Linked DNA regions of Homo sapiens: region 2 is linked to region 1. Evidence: chromatin loops called from intact Hi-C (ENCODE). Cell type or tissue: GM12878. All regions are shown on one strand. Links, peaks and the distances in the headings refer to the core of each region. The heading gives the core; the rest is flanking DNA. Region 1 holds the start of LOC124901795 (a long non-coding RNA gene). Region 2 has its middle 97 kb from the start of DNAJB6.

The links. Peaks named below come from ENCODE experiments on the same cell type or tissue, not always from the same donor. Only the 100,000 strongest peaks of a DNase experiment are listed, where the experiment ranks them.
Region 2: it touches region 1 in a loop (15-fold over the local background); 2 of 110 quality-filtered maps call a loop at or near these places.

The regions. Positions count from the first base shown.
Region 1 is chr7:158,972,506-158,984,612 of GRCh38, reverse strand. LOC124901795 (a long non-coding RNA gene) reads right to left here and starts at 10,312. Exons shown (of 2, transcript XR_007060626.1): 1 at 10,096-10,312; 2 at 2,791-7,945. RefSeq lists enhancers at 7,790-7,839, 7,850-7,969, 7,911-8,651. In GM12878, for the core only: a CTCF peak has its summit at 7,371 (motif pointing right); DNase peaks (open chromatin) are centred at 7,502, 7,912 and 10,952; H3K4me3 peaks cover 959 bases; H3K27ac peaks cover 723 bases.
Region 2 is chr7:157,427,911-157,440,017 of GRCh38, reverse strand. No RefSeq gene overlaps it. Among named protein-coding and RNA genes, the nearest start is that of DNAJB6, 97 kb to the right of the region's middle. RefSeq lists an enhancer at 7,132-7,641 and silencers at 10,437-10,637, 12,031-12,107. In GM12878, for the core only: a CTCF peak has its summit at 6,903 (motif pointing left); a DNase peak (open chromatin) is centred at 6,895.

The sequences.
Region 1 (12,107 bases), core at 3,871-11,870:
GAGCGAAGGCCACTCTTGTAATGTTTCAGCAAAGAGACTGCCAGCATTTTGCCCCTGCCCTAGAAATTTGTGGAACTTTGAATTTGAGAGAGATTATTTAGGATATCTGGTGGAAGAAATTTCTAAGTGGCAAAGCATTCAAGAGGTAACTTAGGCGCTGTTAAAGGCATTCAGTTTTATAAGGGAAGCAGAGCAGAAGAGTTCAGAAAATGTGCAGCCTGACAATGCAATAGAAAGGAAAGTCCCATTTTCTGAGGAGAAATTCAAGCCAGCTGCAGAAATTTGCATAAGTAACAAGGAGCTGAATGTTAATTGCCAAGACAATGGGGAAAATGTCTCCGGGACATGTCAGAGGCCTTCATGGCATCCCCTCCCATCACAGGCCCAGAGGCCTGGGAGGAAAAAATGGTTTCATGGGCGAGGCCCAGGATCCCTGTGCTGTGTGCAGTCTAGGGACTTGGTGCCCTGTGTCCCAGCCACTCCAGCCATGACTAAAAGGGGCCAAGGTACAGCTCAGGTCATGGCTTCAGAGGATGCAAACCCCAAGCCCTAGCAGCTTCCATGTGGTGTTGAGCCTGCAGGTGCAGAGAAGTCAATAATTGAGGTTTGGGAACCTCCACCTAGATGTTAGAGGATGTATGGAAATGCCTGGATGTTCAGGCAGAAGTTTGCTGCAGGGTCAGGGCCCTCATGGGGAACCCCTGCTAGGGCAGTGCAGAAGGGAATTGTGGGGTGGGCACCCCCACACACACAGAGTCACCACTGAGGTGCTACCTAGTGGAGCTGTGAGAAAGTCACCATCCTCCAGACCCCAGGATGGTAGATCCACCAACAACTTGCTCTGTGCACCTGGTAAAGCTGCAGACACTCAACACCAGCCTGTGAAAGCTCAGGAGGGAGACTGTACCTTGCTAAGCCACAGAGGCAGAGCTGCCCAAGACCATGGGAACCCACCTCTTGCATCAGTGTGAGCTGGATGTGAGACACGGAGTCAAAGATCACTTTGAAGCTTTAAGATTTGACTGCCCCGCTGGATTTTGGACTTACGTGGGGCCTGTAACTCCTTTGTTTTGGCCAATTTCTCCCATTTGGAATGGATATATTTACCCAATGCCTGTACCCCCATTGTATCTAGAAAGCAGCTAACTTGCCTTTGATTTTATAGGCTCATAGGCAGAAGGGACTTGCTTGTCTCAAATGAGACTTTGGACTGTGGACTTTTGAGTTAATGCTGAATTAAGACTTTGGGGACTGTTGGGAAGGTACGAGTGGTTTTAAAATGTGAAGACATGAGACTTGGGAGGAGCCAGGGGTGGAATTATATGGTTCAGCTGTGTCTCCACCAAAATCTCAGCTTGAATTGTAGCTCCCATAATTATTCCCATGTGTTGTGGGAGGGACCCAGTGGGAGATAACAGAATCACAGGGGTGGTTTCCCCCATATTGTTCTCGTGGTAGTGAATAAGTCTCACAAGATCTGATAGTTTTATAAAGGGAAACCCCTTTCACTTGGTTCCCTCATTTTTTCTCGTCTGCTGCCATGTAAGATGTGCCTTTCATCTTCCACCATGATTGTGAGGCCTCCCCAGCCACATGGAACTGTGAGTCCATTAAACCTCTTTTTCTTTATAACAAGAAAAAATATCAAAATACCCAGTCTCAGGTATGTCTTTATTGGCAGCATGAAAACAGAATAATACACTCGTGCTGGAGTTCATCTCTTTCCTCAGTGTGGGACACTTAGATCCTGTCTAATTTTTCACTAGTGTAAGCAGGGCTGCTGTTGATATCCTGGTGTGGAACTTTGGTATCAGAAGCTAGCCTCCATTTCTGGCAGCTGGAGAGCCAGTGAGATGGCTTCAGGCTGGCCTGGCCCCAGAGGGGTGGGCATGGCTCAGAGTTCATCACAAATGTGGCTTCCGTGTCCTTGCTGGAAAAATCAGCACATCAGACCAAAGCTCAAAACTCGCTTCTAAAACAATATTCTGTGGTCAGGACTCCGCAACAGCATTTTAAATTTATTCACAAAATCTGGAGTAGATGGTTTTGGAAAGCGTTTTGGTGAATGGTCTGTATTCAGCCTTAGATCTACCAAATATTTCAAAGACGTTCCTTGCAGAAACCCATGAGCTAGCCACTCGAGCAGGAGTGTTTACTCCCAGGCTCACTCAAACAGAAGACCTTCCCACTCGAGCAGGAGTGTTTACTCCCAGGATCACTCGAACAGAAGACCTTCCCACTCGAGCAGGAGTGTTTACTCCCAGGCTCACTCGAACAGAAGACTTTCCCACTCGAGCAGGAGTGTTCACTCCCAGGCTCACTCGAACAGAAGACTTTCCCACTCGAGCAGGAGTGTTTACTCCCAGGCTCACTCGAACAGAAGACTTTCCCACTCGAGCAGGAGTGTTTACTCCCAGGCTCACTCGAACAGAAGACTTTCCCACTCGAGCAGGAGTGTTTACTCCCAGGCTCACTCGAACAGAAGACTTTCCCACTCGAGCAGGAGTGTTTACTCCCAGGCTCACTCGAACAGAAGACTTTCCCACTCGAGCAGGAGTGTTTACTCCCAGGCTCACTCGAACAGAAGACTTTCCCACTCGAGCAGGAGTGTTTACTCCCAGGCTCACTCGAACAGAAGACTTTCCCACACAAGCCCTGGAGCCAGTCTCTTGGTCACCCTTTGGGTCTAGGGGAAGTGAGAGGTGGTCCTGTTCCTGGAAGAGGGGGTCTCTACCCCAAGAGAGGCTTCTCAGATCTCACACAAGAGGGAATTCAAGGCCAGTCACAGAGCACAGTGAAAGAGGCACGTTTATTAGAAATGACTCTGTTACAGAGCAGAAAGCAAGCAGAGGACACACCAACTTCTTTTTCCATTTTTCTTACACAGAAGTCTTGTCTGCAAAGCGAAGTGAAGCTGTGCATATGTGCAGCTGAGCAGAGAGCATGACAAGGTTTATCATTCTATTGGTTTAAAGAAAACCATCCTTGACATTTTAGTGTGTCAGTCATCATAGCATGACTCTTACTATCTTGAAAGCATAGACCTAATTATGGGTATTGGACGTCTGGACTTTCTGTTCTTGGAGTTTGCTTTGCAGGCATCACCAAGCTGCTTCCTTAGCTGTAAACATCTTAGGACCATGGCTTGTGTGTGGCAAGGAGTGTGCCTTGCTAGTTTAAGACGGTGCTGATTTTAAAATGGTGTCACCCTGGCTCCTCTGGACTCCTGCCTCGCTAACAGTCCAGTGACTGTCCATGGGGCTGCTAATCAAGTCCACAGCAGGAAGCAGCCTCTTCCCTGAGCCTCCCAACCCCCCAGACGACTTCTCCCCTGGACCTTCAGGTCCTAGGATCCAAACACCAGAGACGCACAGAGGCCTAGAGCTCCATGCTGTGCTGTGGCCTGCTTGGTCTGACCAGCCAGGCCCATAAATACTGATGGATAATCACAAGGGTAGGAGGGGAGTGGACAGGGAGACAGGTGTCACTCAGTCTACAGATTGCCCAAAAGGAGCATCAACGCCAAACCCGAAGTATTTACCTGAACCCAGAGTCCCAGAGTCTCCTCCCCTGTGACTTCTCCTGAGACTTGGGGGTGGTCCGGCCCCCTCCATCTCCAGCGAACACTCTGAAAATTTGCATCTGCCCACAGCACTGCCCTACGTGAATGTGTTTGGGGGCTCCCTTCCTTCACAGGACCATCCGGACACTGTGGCCTTGCCTGCGGCCCCTCCCCACCCGGCGCACCTCCCCCACATCCCCGCAGACCTTCCACTGTCAATGTCTGCCACTCCTTTCTGTCAATGTCTGCCACTCCTTTGCCTGGGGGTCTCCCACACTGCCCACCCCTCATCCTGGAGACCGCCAGGGGGCCCCTAGGAAGCACGTCTTGGACCCTGAGGTGATGTCACAACCTCTGTGGTGCCCCTGCACCCTGGACCATCTTCTCCGCCAGCTCCCATCACCCTTGCTGCGTCTGCCTCTGTCCATCGCTTTCTGTGATTACAAGTCCTTGGTGAGAAGTGCCACTGTGTGTGTGGAGATGTGGGTACAGAAAAATACCAAAACATCTGGGTGGGGTACAAGGAACAGGGTCAGGGGAGAAGCCTCACTCAGAGGTGAGAAGGGTGAGGCCCAGGGTCTCACCATCCCAAAGGGGTCCAGGGTTGGGCTCCAGGGTGCAGCCTGGACACCGCTTACATGTGCAGGTGTTGGCACCTGAGGTTCCACGCAGGAATTCAGGTTTGCCTGGAATAACCCCCGGCTGCCTTGTGGGAAATTAGATTAATTAAGAGAGGCCATGTGACCTGCTGCCAGTCGGCCCAAGGTGAGCTTCCAGGCCGTCTGCAGGTAGCCCTGCTCAGTGCTCCCCACGTGTTGTCCACAGTGCCTGCTGCCGGCAGGTCACCAATATGTCATTGCTGAGTGAGCAATTTGAGCACGGCACTGTCAGGTGCAGTGGGGCCTGCATCTGTCAGATCTGCAGGCTGGGGTGCGGCCAGGGTGGGGAGCTGTGGCCGCCCGCCCCAGCCTGACCTCCGCTCCACACACAGGAGGGTTTGGCCTTCCCTGCAGGCTTCCTCCTGAGCTCTGCTTTTTTTCTGCTTTGGAGTCTTCACGCTCAAGTTCGTGCTTTCCCTTACAACCAGGAGGACTCCGGAGGCCGGGCCGCAGCAAAACTTGCCTGTGGGTTTTATGAGAATTTACATAATCATCCCTGGTGTCACCCCCAGGGCGACTGCACTGATGATACAGGCTGTCTCCCTGGCTTGGCATCTAGCAGCACTTAAAGAGAGCCACGAAGTTTACAGCAGGGACTGAGCAGGCGGAGTTCTGGACTGAATCATCGTTTCCAGTTAGGAAGGGACTCGGGAGGGACCGGTCAGCAAGGCCTCAGCCTTGGCTTCTGTTTTTCTTTTGATGAAAGAAGGCAAGGCCGAGCCTCACAGAGACAGGGTGAACCTTGAACCACTCAGGGTGGCCAAAAAAAGTCTTCATGGAATCCTCCAGTGTATAAATGATCCTTTCAAAGCCTTCCCAAGGCAAGTGAGGCTGGACGGGGTTTTCTGCACCACAGTCCAAGCCTCCTCCTCCCCTGCTGCCTGGCTCTGACGGTGGCTACAAGAAGCTGCAAAGGCACCAATGGTTTGAAAGAGATTTAAAAGTAAAAAATCAGACAAACTGAGTGATTAGTTCCCAGAAGTAAGCACCTGGACGGAGAGAGGGAGCGGGAGGTAAGAGCTCCAGGGAGGCAGGAGGCCGCTGGTGGCAGCGCTCTGGGTCTCTGAGAATCTCAGGGAAACATTGGCGCTGACCCTTGTTGTGCGGAAGGCGAAGCTGCACCCCCAGGTGCATATTCCACTCTTATTCCTAGGAAGGTGGAAACCCCATCTGTGGTGGTTTAGGGCGACCGGTGCCTCGGAGTCTGATTTTCCCTTGGGTTTCAGGGCAGGGCGAGGTTCCCAGCTCCATCTGCAGCTGTAGCTTTCCTAGCCAGCCCGTCCCGAGAGCACGTCCAAGTGTCCATCCCGCCGTGGGTTCTGCCTAATTCTTGAGTAAACGGCTGCCATTTTGATGAACATCATTTGTCCTTATTGCTGTGGGGGTTTCCTGGCTTTTAGCAAATATTTACTCAATTTATCAACTGCACAATACAACATCGCCATTTATGACACTATTATTCTGCTCTCACCAGGGGTCTGGCCTTTGAAATGTAACCTCCGTGTATCCAGGGATTTCTCACTGAGCTTTAACATTTTACCCCCAGATAGTACTTGGCCCTGGAAACACGAAAGGCGGAGATTTGACTGTTATAAGGAGGAAAATAAATCTTTTTTTCAATTTAAAAGATGAATTCAAGTTAACAGACCTAGAAACGTTGGCTGAGCCTCCAAATGGAGACATGTGTACCCGCAGTCCCAGGCCATAAATAATCACGGCATCTGGCTAGCGAGCACCCAGTGCTATAAAGAATTATTGGACCATAAAAATAAGCCTTCAGTAATGTATAAAGAACCCCCACAACTCAACAACAAAAAAACAAACAGCTCGATTCAAAAATGGTCAAAGGACTTGAATAGACAATTTCTTCAGAGAAGACATACAAATGGCCAATAAACCCATGAAAAGATGCTCACTATCACAGGTCATTAGGGAAATTCAAATCAAAACCACAATGAGGTGCCACCTCACAGCCATTAGGGTAACAAGTATCAAAAATAGAAGACAGCAAGTGCTCGGGATGTGGAGAAACTGGAGGATGTGGGGACACCGGGACCCTTTACATTGCTTGAGGGGATGTAAAACAGGGCAGCCGCTGGGGAAGACAGTGTGGCGGCTCCTCAAAACCTTAAAAATAGAACTGCCATATGACCCAGCAATTTCACTTTTGGGTATTTCTCAAAAAGAACTGAGAGCAGGGACTTGGGCAGATGCCTGTGCACCCGTGTTTAGGGCAGCCTTATTCACACCCACTAAACATGGTCCAACCCAAGCGTCCGATAACGGATGAACGCATAAACAAAATGTGGTCTATCCATACGGTAAAGCATTATTCAGCCTTTAAAAAAGGAAGGGGATTCTGGCACCTGCCACAATGCGGATAAACCCTGAGGACATTATGCTCGGTGAAGTAAGCCAGACACAAAAGGCCCACGATGGTATGGCTGTGCTCAGAGACTGACGGTCATCAGATTCACAGAGACAGAAGGTAGAAGGGGGTGGGGGATGGGGAGCACTTGCTTAAAGGGACAGAATTTGTTGGGGAAAATGAAGGGGTTCTAGGGTGGACGATGGTGATGGCCACACATCATAGTGAATGCACTTAATGCCACACAACTGTGTACTTAAAAATAGTTAAAACCACTCATTTCACGTTAAAGAGCCTTCGGTGACAGTCTCAGGTGAGCTGATGTCATGAGCGGGAGACAGTGAGGGTGTGGACGTGTGGTTCATGGTGCAGCAGGGTCAGCCTTGGGGACCCAGAAAGCTGCACCGAATGTCGCCTCGGAAAAACGAAACAAAGTCAGGGCTCGCCCTCCCTTAAGTCTCCTCTTTCTGTTCGGACTTCACCTCCACCCTGCCTGTGTTCCTAACTTTGAAAGCTGTGGTGGGCGTGGGGAGTGGAGGAGCTGGGTGCCCCCCCGACCACCTGCCAGCCCCAGCTGGGAGCAGAGGCCTGAGGACGCGCACTGAGGGGCCAGGCGTGACCTTCTGCCTGTCATTTTTTCCTCTCTTCCTTTTTTTTTTTTTCGCTTTTCTTCAAGATTTTATCTTTTTGGAGCAGCTTTAAGTTCACATCAAATTACAAGAAAGGTACAGAGAGCTCCCACATACCTGACCCCCCAGAGCCTCTGCATTTCCAACAACGCCCAGCAGAGGGCGAATTTGCTACAGTTGATGAACCCACAGTAACGTCATTATCACCCAGAGCCACAGTTTTCATTAGGGCTCCGTCTCAGTGCTGTACGTGACGTTCTCATGGGATCTCTGGGGTGCCGATTTTTCCGGCCGGAAACCTCTGTGGCTGCAGCGCCTTTGCCAGAGCTCTTGTCCTGCGTCTAGGAAGAATGAGGTACGCAGACAAGTGAAGCGTGAAGAAGAAAAGTTGTATTTAGTGTCAGAACAGCTCAGAGGAGTGGGTGGCTCCTCTCGTAGGCAGGTCGTCTCTCGAGTGTTCAGCTTTCAGCAGAGAGGAGGCCCCAGAGAGGGAAGCTGCTCTCTGCAGGCAGGTCATTCAGATGTCTCTGCAGGTCTCTGAAGCTCTCAGCAGAGAGGGTAGCTCCTCTCTGTGGACAGGTTGTCTTGCCTTCTGCTGTTCTCAGTGGAGAGGGTACTCCTCTCTGCAGCTGGTCATCCCATCCGGTCGTCTCTCTGCCCTCTGTCCTCTTCATCCTGTGACCCTTCTCTGCCCTGCTCTGGCTGAGCCCAGAGCTTGTATGGACCTCTGAGGGGAGGAAGTGCATGCCGATTGGTCCATAAGTGGTCATGGGTGGGCCCAGAAGAGGCATCAAGAGTCCCCACTCCTGTCTGCAGCACTGGCAGCCCAGCCCCCAGCCTTCAGGCCCTCGCTGGCCTGAAGGTAGGGCCTTCCTGGGGACCTGCCCCTTCTACCCAGAAATCAATCTGCCTCCCACGGCCCTTCATGGCCCCTGGGCTTGGCCCCAGCCCCAGCTCTGAGATCGGAGCAGGCGCTAGGAGTGGAGAGAGGCCAGGCAGCAGAAGACACCCCCGAGCCTGCAGGGATGTGGTAGGGGGGGTCCTTCCTGGGGCCCCTGAGGGTGTAGGCTGCAGAAACACCCAGGTCCTGTACCCGGGAGGGCGGCCACAGCTGCACCTGGGAGCTCCCACCAACTCGGAAGGGGCAGGGCTCCTACTTGTCCCTAGCTCCTGCCCGCTTTTTGGAATAGGAGGCCCAGGTTTGCAGCCGTGGGTGCCGCAGCTGCAGCTGTACCCGGGAAGGCAGATCTTGCCTGTTCCCAGCTCCCTCAAGTGCACAGGGAGGCTCATATCCACAGCTGCAGTTTGGGCAGCTTCGTAGAGCAGGAGGCCTGGGTCTGCAGCTGTGGTTTGGGCAGGTGCAGCAGCACGGGGAGCACGGACAGCTCCCTTCCGAACTCAGAAGGGGCGGGGCACCCACTGGCTCCATGGAGTGTGAGGCCCCAGCCACGCTTCCCTGCTGCAGGCGGATGATGGCAGCAGCCACTGCTGTCAATGTAGGTTTGGCTACATGTGTAATGACACACATCCTCCATTATAGTATCATAGAGTTGTTCCACCGTCCCAAAAATATCCTGTGCTCCACCCATGCACCTCCCCTCCGTGCTCCACCCACGCACCTCCCCTCCGTGCTCCACCCACGCACCTCCCCTCCGTGCTCCACCCACGCACCTCCCCTCCGTGCTCCACCCACGCACCTCCCCTCCGTGCTCCACCCACGCACCTCCCCTCTTTGCCCCTCCTGTCTTCCTTCCCAGCTATGTAAACCCCTGACTTTAGCCGGGAAGGCGGGACGGATTTGAGTTTTGACTCCTGTCTCTCCAGCTGACACCGCCTGTAATAGAATAAAGCCTTCTTCCCCGGCAACTCTCTTTGTCTCAGAGACTGGGGGCTTTTTGTGCAGTGGGCAGCATGACCTGGACAGAACCCCTGGTGTTCGGGAACAACTTGTTGGAATTGTTGTTGGTATTGCATTAAATCTATGGATGAATTTGTGAGAAATTGACCTCTGATGATAGTGAGTCTTCCTGACCATGAATATGGAATATCTCTCCTTTCATTTAGTCCTTCTTTGACTTATTTCATCAGAGTTTTGTAGTTTTCCTCATATAGCTCTTGTACATACTTTGTTAGATTTATACCTCAGTATTTCATTTTCAGTAAATGGTATTATGTTTTTATTTTCAAATTCCACTCGCTCATTTGTAGTACATAGGAAAGCGACTGACTTTTACATATTAGCCTTGTTTCCTGCGACCTTGCTATAATTGCTTATTAGTTCCAGATCTGCCTTTCTTTCAGAGTCTATGTCTATCATGGCTCTGGGGTGTATTCTTAGCCCAACTTTACAACAAGCATCCTCAGTTTCTGCCTTGGTTCTTCTGACTATGGATGAGTATCATAAGAAATGAGATATTCACAGCTGGGCAGCCTCTTCTGTTTTAAAAATGTCCAACAGAGCTAAGAAGTCTACTAAGTTAACATGATTCCAAACAAAAGGCCAAAGAGGTCCTCATCCCACCCCCCAGGAAACTTAAAAATAAATTCACGGGAGGCTGAGGCAGGAGAATCGCTTGAACCCGGGAGGTGGAGGTTGCAGTGAGCCAAGATCGCACCACTGCACTCCAGCCTGGGCGACAGAGCAAGATTCCATCAAAAAAATTAAAGAAAGAGAAACCTGGGTGCCGCAGAGCCCCGAGGCCGGGCGGCCTTGCCTGCCTGGAACCCCCTTGGCGGCCCCGCGGGCTCCTCCCCACCCGCCTGGCCTCCCCCATCTCTGCGTTCGGGGCCTCCCCGGCTGCCCCAAGGCGCGTCCGTCCCCAGCAGGCAGCGCGTTTGCCTTCCCGTCCCTCCCACCACCCCCCCATTCCTGGCTACCTCGCCCCCCTCAAGTTGGGGCCGCCTTGGGGTCTTCGTTACTCCCGGGACGTCTCAGGCCGTTTCAGCCTCCGTTTATGGATGTTACCTTGCTCTGGAATGTTCTCCCCAGGGAACGCCCTCTCGCAGGGCCTCGGCGGCACACCCTCTGGAACCTTCCAGAATCCTCCGGAAGAGTCAGCAGAGCTGACTGCGCGGAGCGAGTGGCTGAAAGGAGGGCGGGGAGGCGGCCGCTCTCTATCTAAGAAGTGGCGGGTCTGGAGGGTGCGCGAGGGCAGGGCCGGGTGCCCAGGCCCCACCCACGGGCCCTGCGCGCCTGGACATTCTGTCAATGCCGGGAACGCGGAGGGCGGGCGCTGGCATCGGCCCTGGGAGGACAGGCGCTCCCGGAGCTCCAGACGCCAGGCCAGACCGCCGGGGACAGCGCGGGGTGCAAGGATGGGGGGCACAGAGAGGCGGGTGGGGGGCCTGGGCGAGGGTGGGGGGCGCGGAGAGGCCGGTGGGGGGCCTGGGCGAGGGTGGGGGGCGCGGAGAGGCGGGTGGGGGCCTGGGCGAGGGTGGGGGGCGCGGAGAGGCGGGGGGGGGGCCTGGGCGAGGGTGGGGGGCACGGATAGGCCGGTGGGGGGCCTGGGCGAGGGACCGCGCCTGCCCTGAGACTGAGCCGGGCCTGAGCGAGGGTTCCGCCGGGCGCCTGCAGTCGGGCAGCCTCGTGGCGCCCCAGCCACGGCCTCTGCACAGCACACATCTCCATCTGAGATGCAGAAACGCTAACCGGGTCCCTGCCACACGTCAAACGTCGGCGCGGGAAGCCACGGGCCTCCTCAGGCCGGAAAGGAACAGCCCGCCCCCTACTGTGCAGAGCGAGGCTCCGCGGCCTGAGGAAGGGAGACCTGCCTGGGCGCTGAGCTCACAGGCTTCTAGGCACCTTCGGAGGCCGCTGAAGAGCGGGGGTGGCGCGAGCTGGCGGTCACCGGGAAGCCCCGGTTACCATGGCAAGGCGATGGGTGCGCGGTTACCCGGCGTGCAGCCTCGCGAGGACACCTGGGCCACGGACGCGCCGCGCCCTCGGGGAGCCGGCTCCGGAGGCCTCTCTCTTCCTCCTCCTCCTACCCCTAATGACCATGGATTACTTTTGAAATGGAAAAACGGTAAACCTTTTCTAACATAAGTCACACTTATAAAGAAAGCATCTGCTAAAGAGGACGTGTTATGTCATGAAATGGGGGGCTCTCATCACGGCGGGGGTCAGGGAAGGTCCGCTAGGGCTTTAGCAGAAGAGATTAACCTGCTGACTACCAGGCGCCTTCCAATACTAATATTCTGAGATTTTAATATATTTTATATTACCATAAAGATCTTGAGTGCTTTAGAAATAATACTAGGTAGCTGAGCACAGTGGCTCACCCCTGTAATCCCACGGCTTTGGGAGGCCGAGGTGGGAGGCCCGAGGCCAGGAGGTTGAGACCAGCCTGGACAACATAACATCCCATCTCTACAGAAACCCACCATTTCATTAAAACATTAGCGGGGCATGGTGGCAGTGTTCGTGGTCTGGGAGGCTAAGCTGGGAGGATCACTTGAGCCCAGGAGTTTGTGGCTGCAGTGCACCATGGTCTCACCACTGCACTCAAGCCTGGGCAACAGAGCAAAACTCAATCCTACTGCGTAAAGTAGAAATACCATTTCTGGGCCGGGCGTGGTGGCTCACGCCTGTAATCCCAGCACTTTGGGAGGCCGAGGCGGCCGGATCACGAGGTCAGGAGATCGAGACCTTCCTGGTTAACAAGGTGAAACCCCGTCTCTACTAAAAAAACCACAAAAAATTAGCTGGGCGTGGTGGCAGGTGCCTGTAGTCCCAGCTACTCCGGAGGCTGAGGCAGGAGAATGGTGTGAACCCCGGGGGGTGGCACTTGCAGTGAGCCGAGATTGCACCACTGCACTCTGGCCTGGGCGAAAGAGCGAGACTCTGTCTCAAAAAAAAAAAAAAAAAAAAAAGGAAATACCATTTCTGG
Region 2 (12,107 bases), core at 2,028-10,027, 1.5 Mb after region 1:
ATGATGAAAGAGATGCTCCCTGGAGGTGATGGAGGTGCTCCCTAGAGGTGACGGTGATGGAGCTGCTCCCTGGAGGTGACAGCTAAGGAGGTACTCCTGGAGGTGATGGTGAAGGAGGTGCTCCTGGAGGTGACAGTGAAGGAGGTGCTCCCTGGAGGTGATGGTGACGGGGGTGCTTCTGGAGGTGATGGTGATTGAGGTGCTCCCTGGAGGTGATGGAGGTGCCCCTGGAGGTGATAGTGAAGGAGGTGCTCCCTGGAGGTGATGGAGGTGCTGCTGGAAGTGATGGTGAAGGAGATGCTCCCTGGAGGTGATGGTGAAGGAGGTGCTCCTAGAAGTGACGGTGAAGGAGGTGCTCCCTGGAGGTGATGGTGAGGGAGGTGCTCCTGGAAGTGACAGTGAAGGAGGTGCTCCCTGGAGGTGATGGTGAAGGAGGTGCTCCCTGGAGGTGAAGGTGATGGAGGTGCTCCCTGGAGGAGATGGAAGTGCTCCTGGAGGTGACAGTGAAGGAGGTGCTCCCTCAAGGTCATGGAGATGCTCCTGGAAGTGACGATGAAGGAGGTGCTCCCTGGAGGTGACAGTGATGGAGGCGCTCCCTGGAGGTGATGGTGAAGGAGGTGCTCCTGGATGTGATGGTGATGGAGGTGTGGAGGTGCTCCCTGGAGGTGATGGAAGTGCTCCTGGAGGCGACGGTGAAGGAGGTGCTCCCTGGAGGTGATGGAGGTGCTCCTGGAGGTGATGGAGGTGATGGTGAAGGAGGTGCTCTCTGGAGGTGATAGTGATGGAGGTGCTTCCTGGAGGTGGTGGTGAATACGGTGCTCCCTAGAGGTGACAGTGAAGGAGGTGCTCCCTGGAGAAGCCGAAGGCAGGCCTTGTCCCTCTAGCTACTTGGAGCCCCTAACACTGTCCTCAGTGCCGATGCTTTTGGTTGCTACCGGGCACTTTCTTTAGGACACAGGCTGAGGAGGGACAGGGATGGTGTCCCAGCAGCGTGAGCATCTCCCAGTAGCAAAGGTGACAAACCATTTCAGCTGGAGACGGAGATGAAGCTGCATATTTAAGGCCAAGGAGTCTGTGCTGTGTCGGGGGCACTCGCCCCTGCTGAGGAGCCACTGCTGAACCTGGGGCTTAGAGATGAGCCCTGAACCCAGCTCCAAAGTCTGCAGGCTCCACGTGCTGCTGGGCCCCCAACAATGACAGGGCAGGAGCTTGGCTATAGCCGCTCAACGAGTGTGCGTGGCCTGGGACCATTCTAACAAACCAGGGGCTTAAAACAACAGAGGGTGCATCTCATGGTTCTGGAAGCCGGCATCTGAGGTCAAGGCGTCCGTGAGGCCATGCCCCTCCAAGGTGTGGAAGGCTCTTGGGGACCTCTCCTCACCTCACGACCCTCCCTGCATGCCTCACCTGCAGACGCCTCACTCCACTCTCTGCCTCTGTCACATGGCCTCCATCCAAGGACCTGAAGCAGTGATTGGGGCCCCCAACTCCAGGATGACTTCATCTGAGCCCAAATCCATCTGCAAAGACCCTCCTCCCAAACAGGGCGGCCCTTGTGGGGCCTGGGTTGGACTCAACCCTTCTTTTTGGAGACAAAATTCAACCCCAAACACTAGACCGGTGGGATTCCTACAACAACCCCATCCGGGAAAGGCCATGCCCTGCCCAGGGCCGAGAGCCAGCTCAGACTGGCCTCCAGCAAGGGCTGGACACATGGCTCTCACATCACCTCTAGTCCAAAACACGTGCTCCTTTCCCTCCAGCCATTCCCTGGAATCACCCCCCACCGCCCCCCACAGCTGTGACTCAGCTGTGAAGCCAGCATGGCTCAGGAGGGGAGGGGAAAGATGAGGAGGGGAGGGGAAAGATGAGGAGGGGAGGGGAAAGATGAGGAGGGGAGGGGAGGAAAGGAGAGGGGAGAGGAGGGGAAGGATGGGGAGGGGAGAAGAGAGGAGAGGAGGGGAGGAAAGAGAGGGGAGAGGAGGGGAAGGATGGGGAGGGGAGAAGAGAGGAGAGGAGGGGAGGGGAAGGTGGGGCCAGACTGTGTGGTGGGCAAAGGAGGACTCGGGACACAATGAGAGAAAGGGCTCCATGGCCACCTTCCTAGACAGAGGCTTTCTCAGGAAACTGTAAAGTTAAATAAGACTCAGTCAGGCTGGACAACTGGGTGGGGGTAACGTGCTAGGGGCTGCCTGGGGCCAGAGTTGCTTCCTGATCCTGTCCCAGGAAGAGCCTGTGGTCCTGGACATGCATGCATGTGCACACAGCATATGCATGTCTGTGTGTGGGTGTGCACAGTGAGCTGTGGGGCCGTGACCATGAGGCACTGGCTTGGTTCACGTGCACACTCCGGACACCGTCCCCTCTTCTGTGCTAGTGCAGCCCCTCAGGCAGAAGCCACCACCCCATCGTCGTCCAGAACATTTTTGGAACTTCATGTTTTAGGCAACGTCTTAGAAAACCCAGCCTCATTGTTGATTAGATTAAAGATTTTCTGGGGGAGGAGGCAGCAGACTCTCACTGTGTTGCCCAGACTGGAGTGCAGTGGCATGATCTCAGCTCACTGCAGCCTCCACCTCCCGGGCTCAGGCAATTTTTTCACCTCAGCCTCCCAAGCAGCTGGGATTACAGGCATGCACCACCACCCCCGGCTAATTTTTGTATTTTTTGTAGCGACAAGATTTTGCCATGTTGCCCAAGCTAGACTTGAACTCCTGAACTCAAGTGATCCACCCACCTCGGTCTCCCAAAGGTTGGAATTACAGGCATGAGCCACTTCACCCAGTCAGGTTAAAGCTATTTAAGTTAACTCTCTTGTGCCATCAAACATGTGAGTGTTACTTGCTCGACTCTTCAAAATTAGATCCTTTTCTGGACACACATTCCTTTTGCCTTCTGTAGAAATTCCTTCCATGCTGAAAAAGATGTGTTTTCAACCATAAACAACTGAAAAACAAGGAAGAATTGCAAGTGCCCCACCAGGCTCTGTCACAGCCGCTTAACGTGAGCAGCATGAACTCGTGGAAACAGAAATCATTTCTGTGCCGTTAGAATCAACTGTAGGAAGGAGACAGGATTGAGTTTGGAAATTTCTGAAACTGTTGGTAACGGTTTCATCACCGGTCACCACTGATGGCCAGAGACCAAGGGAAGCGAGCCGTGGGGGGCCACTCAGTGCTAACCATCCCAGGCCACCTCCCACCAATTCTATCATTCCTTGCAAAGGTTCCTGTATTTTATAGCTTCAGTTTTCAATGTCTCTCCCATTATGTATCATACCAAATTCTGTGTAAGGACTTTTAAAATTCAAAGAACAACTGACTTGCATTAAATACACACAGACACACACACACACAGGCCCTTAGCAATGCTATATTTTAATTGACTATTCAATCACCCTTTAGGAATATTTTAGACATCAAATTCCATGCTGTATTGTGGCAGATAGAATTCATTGCCATTCATATCAAATTTAAAACTTAGATTGCTAATCTGTGTCCCTAAAAGTGGTAATAAAAGTATATATTTTAGAGCAATTACTTTTTCATCAAGGGATCTTATTTTATGAAATACTTGCTTGCCAAAAACCACAATTTACTTTTTACCATTTCATTTAACGATCTGACATTTGCGACATACCCTAATTAATTCTAACTCTGTCTAAACGGCTGTGATAAATATAACCTGTGCTGAAGAGATTGTAATGCCACTGGCAGATCTGTAGGGCCGACAGAGGAAACACATAGCAGGCAAGTGGCTGGCGTTGGGACGGGGCCTGCCATCTGGTCCGACCGTAGAAGTTACATACGAAAATACGTAAACTGTAGAGATTACATATGAAAACAAAATCCCAGGGACCTAAGGCAGCCGCTTAATCTGAAATGGAGTTGGTTGCCTTGTTCTTTTTTTTTTTGGTGTGTGTCTGTGTGTGTTTGTTTTTTTTTTTTTTGAGATGGAGTCTTGCTTTGCTGCCCAGGATGGAGCACAATGGTGCCATCTCCGCTCACTGCAACCTCCACCTCCCAGGTTCAAGCGATTTTCCTGCCTCAGCCTCCTGAGTAGCTGGGATTACAGGCACGTGCCACCATGCCTGGCTAATTTTTGTATTTTTAGTAGAGACAGGGTTTCACCATATTGGCCAGGTGGTCTCAAACTCCTGACCTCAGGTGATCCACCCGCCTCAGCCTCCCAAAGTGCTGGAATTACAGGCGTGAGCCACTGCGCCCAGCCTACAATCGCCTCATTCCTTATGAAATATATTTGACTGGCTGGATATTTATATTTATATTCTCCCATGATGCTTGGTACTTTAGCTAAGACTTTGTCAAGGCAGCTAATTTTTTTTTAATTTTTAATCTTTTTTTTTTTTTTTGAGACGGAGTCTCGCTTTGTCGCCCAGGCTGGAGTGCAGTGGCGCGATCTCCACTCACTGCAAGCTCCGCCTCCCGGGTTCACGCCATTCTCCTGCCTCAGCCTCCCGAGTAGCTGGGACTACAGGCGCCCGCCACCTCGCCCGGCTAATTTTTTGTATTTTTAGTAGAGACGGGGTTTCACCATGTTCGCCAGGATGGTCTTCATCTCCTGACCTCGTGATCCGCCCGCCTCGGCCTCCCAAAGTGCTGGGATTACAGGCGTGAGCTACCATGCCCGGCCCTTATTTTTAATTAAAATTAAAAGATTTTAAAACTGAGGAGCACGTAAAAGCGGGAACAATTAGTTTCTTTGTAGACTGTGCTCTTTTTACCTCAATCTAGATGCTCCTAAGTCCAACAGAATTCCTAAATCTAGACGCTCGGGCAAACTGTAATGGTCTGGCCACCTCCACGCCTCACCCTCAGATACCAACAGGTGGGCGTGGGAGGCCTGGCGGGGAGTAAGATGCTGGGGAGTCCTCCCCTCCCGGATGAAGCATCATTTTTACTACACGGAATGATGCTGGAGACCCTTTATCATCACCATACATTGCTATAACTCCAACAATAAACCCTCAGGTAAAAGGCTTAAAGCTAAGAAGAGTCACATGCATAAGTTCATTTGCATCCGCACTGAAACCCGTCTGTACCAGCATGATCTATCTTCCTGGATTGGCTGGCAACAGTGCAGGGTGCTCTGCGGTTTTCAGCTGCTGCTGTCTGGTTTGGGAGCATGGTTGTTGGGGATGAGGTGGAGACCTGGAGCTCACAGCAGCTTCTGCTGCTGCTCCTGCCCTTTAACGGGAATCGAGGGCACCACGGGAGGGGCTGAGGACTTCGCTCACAAGTATTATAAGGCTTGGGACAGTTTTGGCTTTGAGTTTTGTGTTTTCTCTCTTTATGTTATTTCTTCTTTACCTCGGTAATTTTTTACCTGATTTTGGTAACAAGTGGATAGGAAGCAAAGGGCCCTGGAATCGGGACGCCACACCCTTTGGCACTGCAGAGCGGTCATCGGTCTGGGTGAAAGCCACGTCTTCTGGTCTCTCCAAGCCAACTTTACTTATGAGGCCGTTCAACCACGCCTTGGAGAAACTGCTGATCACAAAAGTCTGGATTAAGGAAACGACTGCATGTTCTGACCAAAGCTTCAAAAAGCAACTCCAAGACAGGTGTTGTCAAGTGCTTCCCATTCGCTCCCCGGCCGCCAGGGTGGCTGACTTCAGCGGTTGTGCGATAGGTTTGGTGGCCCTGACCTTTCCTTGTACCACCACTTATGGGGGCGGTGCACGGTTCAGTGGGTTATGGGATTATTTTAGCCAGAAGGTGCTGAAAATATTAACAATAGATTTTATTGCTCTCTATTAGCCCAGAAGAACGCAAATTACCATTTGTCAAATGTTATTTGAGTAAAAACTATAGAAATGTTTTTGGCATGGGAGTGTAGGGGGAAAAAAGTGACCTTGAACTTTTGGTAGAGCCTGATTTTATCATTTAAAATTGTGTGCTTGCGAAGCTTTTGATATGTCATTTAGAAGGTTGTGAGACTGGATGTTAACTGTTCAACAAGAAAAACTCCCCACTCTGCCTTAAACTAATTATTTTATTCCACCGATGGGACCGTGTAAGCACTCAGGCCCCTCACCCTTCAACTCGATTTTAGCCTTGATTAACCTGAACATAATTAAAATAAGACTAACGCCACTAGGTGGCCATGGGGGTGTGGGGGTGCATGTGTGGGTGGGTGACTTCGTGTGTGTGTATGTCTATGTATGCGTGTGTGAGTGTGCACGTGTGGGTGGGTGACTGCATGTGTGCATGCGAGTGTGCATGTGAACGTGCATGTGTGTGTATATGTGGGTGGATGACCGTGTGTGCATGCATGAGTGTATGCGTGTGCAGGCATGTGTGAGTATGTGTGGGTGGGTGACTGCATGTGTGTGTGCATGCGTGTGTATGCATGTCAGTGTGCACATGTGGGTGGGTGACTGAGTGTGCATGTGAATGTGCATGTGTGTGTATATATGGGTGGATGACCGTGTGTGTGTGCATGCATGCATGAGTGTGCGTGTGTGCAGGCATGTGTGTGTGCATGTGTGGGTGGGGGACTGCATGTGTGCATGGGTGTGTGCACATGTGGGTGGGTGACTGCAGGTGCGGGTGCGTGTGAGTGCATGTGATTGTGTGCATGTGCGCACATGTGGATGGATGACTGCATGTGGGTGTGCATGCATGAGCATGCATGTGTGCATGCATGTGTGTGCATGTGTGAGTGTGCATGTATGTGTGTGTGCAGGCATGTGTGAGGGTACATGTGTGGGTGGGTGACTTCGTGTCTGTGCATGTGTGTGCCTATGTGGGTGGATGACTGCGTGTGTGTGTGTGTGCATGTGAGTGTGCATGTGTGTGCATGCGTGTGTGCGTGCCTCGGGTGGGAGTGGAGTGGGTCACTCGCGCACAGTCCTGTTTTCTTTTATAGACGCGCCCTCCTGTGGCCGCTGAAAATATTGCCCTGTAAAATGCCATCTCTGCCCTGCATCCTGTGTTTCTGTCGCTGTTTTTCTGCGTGAAGCATTTGGAGTCTCACATGAATAAATAAACGTTCCCACAAAGCTACACAGACATATGCAATTTTTTCATAAAATACTTGATTTGGGGTTTTATAAGTTGGGATGCCTCGGTACTGATGCACAGGTGCACCTTCTAAACTGAATTTCTAAAGCGGGGCGCCCGCGTGCCTGGGGGCTCCTCACACCGGCAGGAGGACAGAGCCAAAGTGGAGGAAGGTGTGGGCGGGGCCGGCTCCCTCACGAGGCTCAGGATGGACACTCCTTCCTGCCTCTCCCAGCTTCCGGCACACAAGCTGCTGCTTCTCCCAGCTTGTGGCCACACCCCTCCCATCTCTGCCTCCGTCTCCACGTGGCCTCCCTCCCCGTCCCGGTCTCAAGTCTCCCTCCCCCTTCTCCTCTAAGGACGGCTGTTGTTGGGTTTGCTGGCATTCTCAGTCCAGGATGATCTCCTCTCCAGGCCTTAACTTGTTACATCTGCAAAGACGGCCTCTCGGGCAGGCATGCTCACGGGTTCCAGGGGTCAGCAGGTGGACGTGTCTTCAGAGACCACCATTCCCCTGCACAGGACTTGGGGATCTCAGGGGGACTGGAAGGTGTGGGTGTCCGTGTTGCTGGAGTGTACAGGAGAATGAGACAGGCAGGCCGGGCCAGGCCATTCGCACTCTCCGTGTGGGTGATGGGCTGCGGGACGCCTCTGTGGCTGACTGAAAGTGAGGTCCTCGGCCCAAGGACCTGTCCCTGCAAACTGGGACAACGCTGACATCAGAGCTTCCCTGCAGAGCACCCGTCCCTCCAGCAGCCTCTGGGAGGACTCAGGGCTGTGGGGTCCGGTTTTCTTTCCTCACCTCACACCTGCCGTGGGCGTCTGCTGTGCCTGACAGGTGACGACGAAGTCAGCCTGCCCTGGAGAGGACGGAGCAGCCAGTAGCAGGAACTACCGAGACGCAGGGAGCGCTGGGAGCTGAGCGGATGGTGGTCTGTCCTTTGGAGATTTGTGGGCTGCTCTCTCCCCACTTCGCACTGACTCACAGCTCTGGGGGTTCACAGCTGTCTGCTCCCCAAGGCCTGGTCCCAGGGGGATGAGGGACAAGAAGCGATGGACACAGCTATGTCCCCAACCACAACAAAACCACTCCAGGGCAGATGCACACCTGAGGTCCCACGACCTCTTGAAGCCAAAGAGGGCTGAAAGGGAACAGGTGATCCCATCAGGTGACAGGTGACCTCAGGTGACAAGTGGCCCATCAGTGACAGGTAATCTTGTCAGGTGACAGGTGACCTTCCGTGTGGCAAGAAAGACAGACGTTGGCAGTCCCACAGCAGCTGCCTCGTCCTTGTGGGAAGGCCTCTGTCCCGCGGTGGGCAGGTCTATGCAGACTCACCCCAAAGGCCAAGGGAGCTGAGAGGTGGAAGAGAAAGGCTGACAGACCCAGCTCCTCAGACAAACACTTCACAGGGACTTGGGAAAGGAATCAGTGTCTCCGGTGGCCACAAGACGGTGGCGCCCGCACCCACTCCAGGAAGTGTCTTTTGTGCACATGTGTTTAAGGTGGGACGCATGCAGCTGGCCACATCTGACTCTCTTGGGAAACTCGTGACCGCTGGGGAGTGTGACAGGCATTCTTCCCAGGGTGTCTGTGCTACAGAAACACCTCAGTATGTGGGCGCCCGGCGCCAGTCATGGTAACGGTCTCGCTTCAAGACAGAGTCCCGTGGGCCGTGCAGCAGCCTCGCTGCCCCCAGGCTGGAGCTCTGTCACACTCAGCCGAGCTCCAGGGACCGGCTCTCTCTGTCCATTGGCTGCGTTTCCACCACAGCAGGAGGGGGTGCTCCCGGGGCGCGGCTGCCACCACTCGGCATGGACAGTGGTCCTAGGGCAAGCCCATCACTGGCCACCGTGGCTCACTCCACAGGCAGCACAAGGGGTGAAGTGTGGGGAAGAAGCCGCCCATTCACGTCCAGGCTTGCTTCACCTCTTCCTGCTGCATGCAAAATTCTCCCTCCCACAAATTCACCTCCAACCCACAAGCCCACCCCGGGCTCTGGCCACTCTCGTCCAGAGAGCCTGCCCACATCCACTCACCGACACCCACTCAGGAAGCTCTCTGACCCTTCTCTCCATCCTGGGAAGGTCCAAGCTGAGCGTGTTCAGCATGTAGTCCTCCCCTCCACTGGCCTGTGGGGGGTTGACAAGGGTGGGTTGGAAGTGATTGATTCTGCCTTTCCCCTCTGCAGGGCAGGATGACAATGTATAAAGCTCTCTGTCCCCAGCGTGCCAGCAATGGACACACAGATGAATGAATGGGAGGGACAGGCAGATGGGCAGACAGATGGACAGATGGAAGGATGGACGAATGGATGAACAAATGGATAGACAGATGGACAGACAGATGGACAGATGGAAGGATGGACGAATGGATGAACAAACGGATAGACAGATGGACAGATGGATGGGTAGGTGGATGGATGGGTGGATGGGTGGGAGGGTGGATGGATGAGTGGATGGATGGATGGGTGGGTGGGTGGGTGGATGGATGGATGGGTGGATGGGTGGGTCGGTGGATGGATGGGTGGATGGATGGGTGGGTGGATGGATAGATGAGTGGATGGATGGATGAATGGATGGATGGGTGGACAGGTGGGTGGGTGGATGGATGAGTGGGTGGGTGGGTGGATGGATGGGTGGGTGGATGGATGGATGGATGGATGGATGGATGGATGGGTGGGTGGGTGGGTGGGTGGATGGATGGATGGGTGGGTGGGTGGATGGATGGGTGGATGGATGTGTGGATGGGTGGATGGATGGATGGGTGCGTGGGTGGGTGGATGGATGGGTGGATGGGTGGGTCAGCGGATAGATGGGTGGGTGGATGGATAGATGAATGGATGGATGGATGGATGGATGGATGGATGGGTGGACAAGTGGGTGGGTGGATGAAAGGGTGGATGGATGGACAGATGGATGAACAGACAGATGGACAGGCAGATGGATGGATTAACTGATGGGCAGACAGAGGGACAGATGGATGGATGGGTGGATGGATGGATGGATGGATGGATGGATGGATGGATGGACAGGTGAATGAACAAATAACCAAACATTGTATTTACACACCGCCCTTAGGCCAGGTCTGTTTGTGTGTAACCAGGCCAAACAGGAATATGATTTTCTGGGGGAGTCCCATGAGGGGTTCATGACAACATGAGCATGTTGAGTCAGCCTCCTCTACCCAGTACAAGCTCCCCCAGCTACCCAGCAGGTCCACCGTCCCCTGTGTGGGACAGGGGTTGCCCCCACTCCCAAAACTTGGACCCTAAGGGTCGGTCCTCCCCGAGGGGAGGTCCTGGGAGCTGGAGAAGCCTGGCCCACTGCCCATGGTGCCTCTGCCCAGCCATGCACCCCCAGGAAGCTGGCAGCAGGCCAGCCACATCCATCCTGGGAAGGTCCAAGCTGAGCATCTCTAGCATGTGGTCCTCCCCTTGCCCTGTCTAATTCACTGTAATAATCACATAAGCAGCCTGTTGAGCTGGCAGCTGCGTGAAGTTTTAACTAAGCTGAGAACGGGGCTCAGTCAGCCACAATTTAAGCTCCAGCCACAGCGTGCCAAATAGCCTGGGCTGCAGGATCCATGAGCGCAGACGCTCAGAAGCTCACCCTGCTCAGTGTCCTCAAATGAACCACTGGCCCTTCCTTTATGTGGCCAATGGCAGCGAACCCAGAAAAAGCCCAAGGAAGGGCAGCTTATGTTGGTCATCTGGAAACTGGGCCTGTGGTTCCGTGAGCCTGAGGCGACCCTGGGAGCTGTGAGCCCTTCCCAAAGGGTTTGGACGTCTCTGGGCCCTGACAGCAAACAGAACTCCCTGTCCCAACACCAACAGCCATACTTCCGCTGTTGTTATGGGGTGCGCCGTGCCCCTCCTTGTGGCCCCCGGCTCTCACACAAGCTAGACCTTGATCAGCACCCCAGAATTACTCCATGAGCTCTGGAAGACTCTGCGAGATACCCGCATGCCTCACAATCAGGGTATTGTCATCCCTGTGGGCAGATTTCCCAGTGAGACTGGGGGATGTCCTGGGATGTCCCTCCCAGGTGCAGAGAGCACCCAGGGAAACTGGCCCCCCGCCCCAGCTGTGGCCACTTCAGGCCCCGGCAATCCAGGTCCCTCCAGAGGGGTCCCCGGGGGCACAGCCTCGCCCGCAGGGTCCAAGGTGTTTCCCTCTGTGGACTGGAGGTAAGATCGCCCACAGGCTCTCTTGATGAGACATGAACCAGGCCCACGTTGGGACTTGGGGGAGCCTGAAACGCAGGCTGGGCTCCCCGGGTGGACCCCATGGGCAGAGAGGGAAGCGTCCCCACATTGCGTCCTGCCCTGAGGCCCAGGACAGTAGAAATAGTTCAGGTCTCCCCAGCAGACTCTGGCCCAAGGGACTTGGAGAAGACCTGGCCACCAGGCCCCAGCGAGATGTCCCAGCCTCACCTTTGAGGGCCTAGCAGGTGCAGCCCTGCCTCACACGCCTGGTGACAGCTGCCTTCACCAAGGAGAAGGCTATGGGCTTTGGTAGAGCCGACACCTCACACAGACAGCAGAGGTGCAGAGAGGGAGCCCTTCCAGCCCCTCCCTCACTCCCAGCCACAGCCACTGACGCTGTCCTCCCGGGATAGCCCACCCCAGCACCGTAGCCCCGCTGGGCGCCCACTCCCCAGGGGTGCAGGAGCCTGGCCCTGACTCCATGCGGGTCACAGCCGCCACATCCCAGCTCCCACGAGGCTCCCACGCGGCTCCCAGGCCATCCTGTGCCATGGAGGCTGCTGGGCACCTGGACCCTGTCCTGCCCTGGGTGGCACCATGCTTTGCCCCTCCTCCCTCCTCAACTGCAGGTCAGTCCCCAGCAAAGCCGCTGGCCCCTCACAGTTCCCCTCACAGGGTCCCTCCAGCCCCATGCCCCCTGTGGTGAGCCCAGGGTTCTGGGATGGCCCCTTCGTCCCTCCTCCCTCTGCTGGGGACGCCCCTCCCACAGCCCCTGATGTGAACACCCACACTTCTGTGCCCGCGCTGGACCCTGACCACTCACTCTGCTCAGCCGGGTCCTGGGCCCCCCTCACCTCAGCAGCCCCCGGGGGTC